Regions from separate parts of the Mus musculus genome. Here region 1 is linked to region 2. Evidence: chromatin contacts called from ENCODE Hi-C or POLR2A ChIA-PET data. All regions are on one chromosome and are shown on one strand. The core of a region is the stretch at or near the end of the contact, and the rest is flanking DNA. Distances in the headings are between cores, read along the strand shown.

Evidence for each region. Hi-C counts contacts between places; a loop is a spot of excess contacts on that map. ChIA-PET counts read pairs that join two places held with the same protein, here RNA polymerase II (POLR2A).
Region 1: a loop to region 2 is called in a map of left cerebral cortex, with 4 times the contacts of the local background. The contact joins the promoter of Wdr24 here to the promoter of Haghl in region 2. A Hi-C loop is called at or near these places in 2 of 37 maps with a recorded cell type or tissue (heart and left cerebral cortex). POLR2A ChIA-PET finds 5 or more read pairs at or near these places in 4 of 5 experiments (Patski and embryonic stem cell).

The regions. Positions count from the first base shown.
Region 1 is chr17:25,822,040-25,825,882 of GRCm38, forward strand. Wdr24 (WD repeat domain 24) reads left to right here and starts at 1,588. Exons shown (of 9, transcript NM_173741.3): 1 at 1,588-2,647; 2 at 3,615-3,792. The coding sequence starts at 2,167.
Region 2 is chr17:25,783,494-25,787,577 of GRCm38, forward strand. Haghl (hydroxyacylglutathione hydrolase-like) reads right to left here and starts at 2,093. Exons shown (of 9, transcript NM_001271433.1): 1 at 1,935-2,093; 2 at 1,511-1,701; 3 at 1,168-1,232; 4 at 962-1,079; 5 at 767-875; 6 at 582-685; 7 at 292-393; 8 at 10-89. The coding sequence starts at 1,615. It overlaps Ccdc78 (coiled-coil domain containing 78), which reads left to right and starts at 3,087. Exons shown (of 13, transcript NM_001165929.1): 1 at 3,087-3,212; 2 at 3,369-3,485; 3 at 3,574-3,660; 4 at 3,885-4,001. The coding sequence starts at 3,123.

The sequences.
Region 1 (3,843 bases), core at 338-2,837, 38 kb after region 2:
TAAATAAATAAATAATCACAGACTGCTAGAAGATCAAGACTATTGTGTCCACCTCAAGAGAAAGGGCAAGTGCTGAAGGGAGGACTGCTAGCCAGCTTTGTCCTTCTCTGCAATGCCTTCTGTCTTGCTAAAAACCTTAGATTATATTCCTAGAGCTAGCCACCATGGTATGTTCCCTTATTTGGCCACTTCTACTCCTGAGGCTGGCGATGAAGGCCCAGCTATCAAAGTATTGAGGTCCAGCAATCAAAAGCCCCCATGGGTTCACTTAATTAACCTGTCTAATCAAAATTAAATACCTCATTCTAACATGGTGTTTCTCCCTCTTACACTTATAAAGTCATAAAGTGTCATTTGTCTATAGGCCATGTCTGTCTCCTTTCTATCCAGAGGCAGTTCTTTATCCCCTCTGGTCAAATATCCCTACTCCCTCTCCTCCCTGACCCTCTATCTGCTGTCTGTCCCTATTGCCTAGCCTTTGTCCCTTTGGGGCAAACAATCTTTCTTTATGCTGAGAACTTGGTCTTGAGGCTCCTCAGCCAACACTGATTTCTTACAATGGAGACTAAATCTACTAAGCCACTGATGACTGGTTGTCAGGCTCTGAAAGTACCAAAACAGGTGTAATCATACAAACCACAGTAGACAAAGGAGACATTAGACTGGGGTGGCAAGGATGGCCTAAGATGGTAGGCATTTGAGCTAAGTGCCTACCTATGTGTAAAGGAGACACCTTCTGCAGGGGTAGAAGCCATAGGTAGAAGCCATGGTTTTATAACACAGCTGATGAACTGTGAAAGAAGAAGGAAAATACTCAGAGGGAAGGAAGCTGGGATAGAAACAAGCTGAGAAAGGAGGAGCCAAGAAAGGTAGAGCTGCAGATGAGCCAGAAAGGTCAGGGTCAGGTCTCTGAGACCTATACACAGTGAAATAATGACCTAGAGTAGAAAAGGCACCAGGCTGCTAGTGCTTCCGTAGGGGAAGTGGCACTGTGGCAGAGTGGTGGAACTCAAGGTCTCCTTAGAAAATTTCTCCTCGCCGGGCAGTGGTGGTGCACGCCTTTAATCCCAGTACGGATTTCTGAGTTCGAGGCCAGCCTGGTCTACAGAGTGAATTCCAGTACAGCCAGGGATGTACAAAGAAACCCTGTCTCGAAAAACAAAAAACAAAACAAAACAACAAAAACAAACAAACAAAAAACAAAAAACCAAAAAAGAAAAAAAAAAGAAAAAGAAAAAAGAAAAGAAAAGAAAGAAAGAAAAAAAGAAAAAGAAAATTACTTCTCCAAGACCGGAGGAAAGGTTTAAGTACTGGTATTAAGATATTGAGATTAAAATAAACATAGCCTAGTTGGTAGAGAACTTGTCTCTCGGGCTCGATTTCCAGAACCATAAAACAAAACAAAACAAAACAAAACAAAACAGAAACCCTAACCAAACGATCAATAGCGGACATATATAACCAAGTTAAAACCAGGGAGCCCAATTCTGGTCCGTTTGCTCTGCAGAAGCGCTGTTCGCAGACACGGAACTCTTATGGTGTGAAAGACGAGTTGTCACTCACTTCCGGCGAAGTGAGAATAAGAAAGGACTACTTCCGGTAATGGGCGGGCAGTAGGTGAGTCTCTTCCGGTACTGTAGCTGAAGACCACTCTGTGCTTTCGGTAAATGACTGGCGTGCGACGGGGCAGAGGCTTTTCTAGCACCTGGTTCTGGTCCCTCAGTTGCCGCTGCACGGTGCAATTAGACACCTGCACTTATTGCTGTAGCCTCTCTTCTGCATTCCAAGGTGTATGAACTCAGTCCATACCCATCTAGCTTCTCTGCCCTTTCCACTCGGTTGTTTTTCCTCTTGGAAGCCCCGCAATCCTCGGAGGCATGGGGCTGTGAAGTCAGGAGCCACTCCCCGCCCCCAGGATCTCACTGATGGAGAATTAACCACATAGAATCGGGAGACGTCAGATATGGTGCTGACGAACCTCAGGTTAGCTCTGGAGCCTTCTGGAGAACTCCAATGAATGTGAACCTTCCTAAGATAACGACTGGCTGATGGACCATCTCAGGCCGAAGGTTCGAGAGGAGACTGAACCTGAATTGTTAGGACACCATGGCTGACCAGGTCAGCACACTTCACTGACCTCCTCCTGCCTCTGATACCTGTGCAGACATGGAAAAGATGTCCCGAGTTAGCACAGCCCTGAGCGGCAGTGCTCTGACGGGCCGAACCATGCACTGCCATCTGGACGCGCCAGCTAATGCCATCAGCGTGTGCCGCGACGCTGCCCAGGTTGTCGTGGCAGGCCGAAGCATCTTCAAGATTTATGCCATTGAGGAGGAGCAGTTCGTAGAGAAGCTGAATTTACGTGTGGGTAGGAAGCCCTCGCTCAACCTGAGCTGTGCTGATGTGGTCTGGCACCAGATGGATGAGAATCTGCTGGCCACAGCAGCCACCAATGGTGTGGTGGTTACATGGAACCTAGGTCGGCCATCCCGCAACAAGCAGGATCAGCTGTTCACAGAACACAAGCGCACAGTGAACAAAGTCTGTTTCCATCCCACCGAGGCCCATGTGCTGCTCAGTGGCTCTCAGGATGGCTTCATGAAGTGCTTTGACCTCCGAAGGAAGGACTCTGTCAGCACCTTCTCTGGTGAGGCCCACAGAGGAAGTTGGGGGTACATCTGGATCTCTGTAGGTGTTAGACCTGACAGGCAGGCTGAAATGTGTGTCCATCAGAGGCCCTCAGATGGACCCTCAGAGGCGGAACAGCCCAGAAAGAGTGGTGGAAATGGGAACGGTTGGCCCCCTGAGAAGGATAAGCCCAACACTGCTGTTGGGGTGGGGGGGGGGGCGAGGCAGGAGGTCAGACCAGTGGAAATTGAGACTGGGTGGTGGGTGTGGCTAATAGGGAAGGCGGAGCCTTCAGACACACCGTAGTGAGTGGCGGAGCCTTGTGTCTTCAGGACTCAGACCGGGACTCAGAGTGAGGTGGGGAGTACACAGCGCCCCTTTCATGGCAGGCCAAGCTGTCTGCATTCAGCCCTCATTCCCCTCTCTCAGATCTTTAATGAGACCAAATGATGCGCAGGCAGAGCCTTGGGGCCTGGAGAATTTGGGGGTTACAACAGACCTTGAGCTGTCTGTGGCAGGGAAAAGCACTGGACACTGTACCCGCAGGCTCCTTGTTTGGCGATCTTTTAAGGTGGGTATGGTCTCTGAGCTCTTCGGTCCTTCGAGGCTAACTAGGCAGCTGGCAGGGCATTGAGCAGAGCACGAGGAGCCTCCTCTTCCATTCGTTGGGTCTTCCACAAGCCTTGGCCTGGGACATATAGACAGCCAACGAGGGTGAGCTCCTGTGCCTCCAGTGCTCACACATAGCCTTCTGAGGCAGGTCTGCAGCTTTGCCTGTGCAGAATCTAGGGAACTGAGGCTGGGAGTCTGCACTGAAACTACCTGGCATACTCTGGCCTAGGCAGATTTTGGTGGTGTTTCTCCAGTCCTGTGTTTCTGGGCTGGGCTATAGGCTGGTGAATAACATGGTTGGAGCCACTCCAAGGGCTCCCCCACGCCCTGGGGGCCAGCCCCTCACTTATGTCTGTACCACTGTGTGCCCACAGGCCAGTCTGAGAGCGTGCGGGATGTGCAGTTCAGTATCCGTGACTACTTTACCTTTGCTTCCACCTTTGAGAATGGCAACGTACAGCTCTGGGACATCCGCCGACCCGACCGCTGTGAGAGGATGTTCACAGCCCACAATGGGCCTGTCTTCTGCTGTGATTGGCACCCAGAGGACAGGTGTGGTGTGGGGAGAAGATGGGCCTTAAGGCTGGAGGCTAAACGATGCCT
Region 2 (4,084 bases), core at 843-3,342:
TGTACTCACGTCACCCTCAGGAAAGGGTTGTACATGAGCTCCTCGCCCAGCGTCGAAGGCACAGTAGGAATATCCTCGTCATCCCTCTCCTGCAAAGCACAGAAGAACCAACGGCCACGGGGAGGTTACGGCACAGCAGGGCAACCCCCAGGCCCAGCCAGCTGAAGTCAGCAGAAGCCTCATTCTGACTCCCCAGAGATTCCCTTTCTAACTGACCCCAAACTTCAGGAAGGCTACTTCCGTCCCCCCCCCTTCCCCCTCTCCCACCCAACTGGCAATGGATGGATGCACCTGGGCCCAGGACAGCTTAGCTTGCACGTGTTCGTTGCAGGGCTCCACTTTCTGTGCAAACTCAAGATTGCTCAGCGTATGCTCATGACCACAGAACACCTTCTGCAAAGAGAGGGAGCCCAGTGAACACACATTTGTCCCAGGCCAAAGAGGAGCCAGGCACTCCTGCCCCTGACCCACCCAGGCCCACACCACCTTTACCAAAGCAGGACAGGTACAAAGGCATGGGTTAAATATCTGAAGGAAGTCCAGTGCCAAGCAAGTGGACCCCACAGGAAGCGAAGGCTCACCGTCTCGGGTGGAAGGGTACCCAGAGTCTTGGCCAAGCTCTGGTACATCTGCTGGGCAGTGTCCTCCAGGTGCCAGCCACAGCCTGCCACTGACAGAGCATCCCCTAGGGAGCAGAGAGGGTCAGATGGGGGTAGGGAGGGCACAGTGGAATTGGGTAGGTAGATGAATCCAGGCTGCACGGTACCAGAGAAGAGGGCTGGTGAGTCCGGGCAGTCATCCTCCCACAGGAAGTAGCTCATGTGGCCAGAGGTGTGGCCTGGCGTCAAGAGGCATCGCACGTGGATGGCCCCAAACTGTGATGGTGAGGCATTAGACCTGTGAGGGCCACTGGGCAGGACCGGACCAGGCCCCTCCCCACCCCTTCTGCGTACATGCTCACCTGAAGCCCTTCTCCATGTTCCAGCCTTCGGGTTAGAGCGCAAATGCGCTCATCTGCTCCCAAGACAGCCAATCCTGGCAGAATGTGTGCCAGCTCCGCATTTCCACGTGTGTGGTCCCTGTGAAAGTGTGGTAGACTGACTGGTCAAGTCAGCGTGCTAATGGAAGAGTCTGCTTTAGGGCTCAGCACACACCCTCTTTACTTACCAGTGATGATGGGTGGACAGCACCATGGTCAGAGACACTCCCTCGCGACCCGCAATCTCCAGCAACTGGGAAGAATTAAGTTAAGAGTGCTGCAGACGTCCAGGTGGGCCACCCACCCCATACTTGCGCACTAGTGCAGATACTTAATTCCATAGGCAGGCCCTGGACCCAGGGCAGCAAAGGTTAGGGGAGAGATCGGGCAGACAATTACAATAACTGGGGAACTTCAAACATCAAAGTAGTCATACTTCAGGGGATCCCAAAGATAATATATCAAATGACTTGAAAAATAAGGGGGTCCGGTCTGCTCCGGGAGTCCCCTGATGGCATCCTTTGTCCTCACCCTCTCGGCCACAGCCACGTCTATAGCTACGGCCTCCCGCGTGTGTTCCTCAATGATCAGGTACATGTAGTTGTCTTCAAGTACCGGGATGACTTTGACCTTCATGGTCGCAGACCTCAGCCAGTCTGCACTTTTTCAACCTAGTGAATCCCTTCTCCTGAGTTGCACGAGCCGGGTCAGCCACACACACACTGGGAGCACAAAGGAAGAGTTGCTCCACTTTCCAGAGGAACTGCTTCAGTTCCAAGCTCCAAGACTCAGGGGCTGCCTGCCCTGCTCACCTCAGACCCTGCCCATTGTCCCAGCTTCAACTTCCCCAAAAGCTACACTGCAATGCGGATTCCTTCCAGCTCCGCTCCTGGTACAGTAGGCCCCGCCTTCCTCAGCAGACCCCGCCTCTCTTAACTGCACTAGGATACCAGACCTGGGTGGACCTCGTTCCCTGCTGTTCCCCTCACTCGCACAAGAGCCGCCGATCTAGTCCTGGAGTGTGGCCGCTGCCCACCGCGACATCACCACTTCCCTGTCGCGATCCTGAAAGAGTACTGCGGAGACCTGATGGACGACGGCTGGAACTGCGCATGCGCAGAAGGGACCTCACGCACCGGTTGAGCACAGTGGCACAGTGCGCATGCTCCAATTCAACCTCAGGCAAGAGCACCTCCTAAAGTTAGCCTTTCTGGTTTCCAGGCTGAGCTAGCTCCCGCGGTCCACTACCCATGATTATGCCCACTTCTCACAGAGGGTGATGGTGTGTGTCCAGCTCGTTCTCTTGTTAGTGTGAGTTCAACTGACACAGGAAGATATAGAGTGATTCTCAACCTATGGGTCAAGACACCTAAAAAAGTGAAAGGGATTGGGGCTGGAGAGATGGCTCAGCGATTAAGAGCACTGACTGCTCTTCCAGAGGTCTTTGAGGTCAGAAACCACATGGTAGCTCACAGCCATCTGTAATGAAATCTGATGCCTTCTTCTGATGTATCTGAAGATAGCTAGTGTACTTATATATAATAAATAAGTCTTTAAAAAAAAAACTGGGGGGTTGGGGATTTATCTCAGTTGTAGGGCGCTTGCTCCTAGCAAGCGCAAGGCCCTGGGTTCAGTCCTCAGCGCTGGAAAAAAAAAAAATTGGGAGGGATTGCTTAAGACCATTGGAAAACACAGATACTTACATTACATTTCACAACAGTATCAAAATTACAATTTGAAATAGCAATGAAAAAAATTTTATGGTTGGAGGCCTCCACATGAGGAACTGTATTAAAGGGTCTCAGCATTAGGAAGGTTGAGAACACCACTGGAAATAGTTACAAATCCCTAAGGGACAACATCCTTATATGGCATCCCATATAAAGACAAATAGTGTCTGCAACTGCAGATACAGGTTTGGCCGCTGTCATGCACTCCTTGATCCAGCCGGCCTGCAAGAAAGAGAGCTCTTGTCTGTTTTTGCCATGAGGAGAAAGGATGCCATTTGTGGATACCACTCTTCCTAACCACTACACTGCCTTGCCCTTCCGTGTAGGCAGGAGAGGTAGTCTCTAAGATCAACAGAGGCCTTGGCAACACTGACAACACTTCCAGCAAGAGTCAGGAAGCAAGCCACTATCAGATGGATCAGAGGCCAGAACTTCTTTCCTCTATGGAGTATGTGGCATCTCCAGACCCCAAGCCAGGGGTCCCACTTCGAGTTGCAGAGAACGTGAGTCCTCCCAAGACACTGATGTTTTCTTGGAGTCCTTCCTTTTCTTAAATGACTGGAAGGGATTAAGTCCCTGGATCCTGTGTCTGTTCCTGCCCAGGGAAGGGGCTGTCCTGGCTCAGGAGGCCTAGGTGTGGTGTGGTGGTACCTTCTCAGGTTGCTCCAGGAGCTGAGGACTGGCTGCCAAGTGCTTCTGGGCACCTAGCCTGGGCCACTAGCCTGGAGACAGAGCATCAGACACATCTGGAGCTGAGTGAAGAACAGCGGTTGCAGGTGGATGTGATGTAGGGCTGTAGGGTTGTGGTAGGAGCCAAGAGCCTAAGAAGCCACTGGCAGCATCTCTCACCCTGGTTACCCACAGATTTCTAAGGAGCTAGTTGATCTGCAGATTGCAACCCACCACCTGCGCGAACAGCATGAAGCTGAAGTCTTTGAGCTGAGGAGGGAAGTGAGTAGCCAAGCGAGCTATGTGTGTTCATTCAGGAACAGAGTACACACCTGGGACAAGCGCCATTAGGGGTTCAGGTGCCTGAGAGTGAGCCTATACTTTTGTGTCTGTGGACCTCTACCTGGCTCCTGTCTATGTGCTCCTGCATGTGTCCAGGTGAGTATCTACTTGCTCCAGGTGGTCCGGCAGTTAGCGGGACCCCAGGTTACCCTGGATCTCCACAGATTCTTCGACTGGAAAGTCGGGTGCTAGAGCTAGAACTGCATGGAAATGGTGCCTGCCAGGGACATAAAGTCCAACCAATGGCCAATCTGGGGCAACACCAGGTGCCACCATTAGAGGTGAGTGGAGAACCCCAGGCCTAAATACCACAGATTCTTAAGTTACCATGAGTATTGACTGGGCTGAGAACCTGCACAGGGAC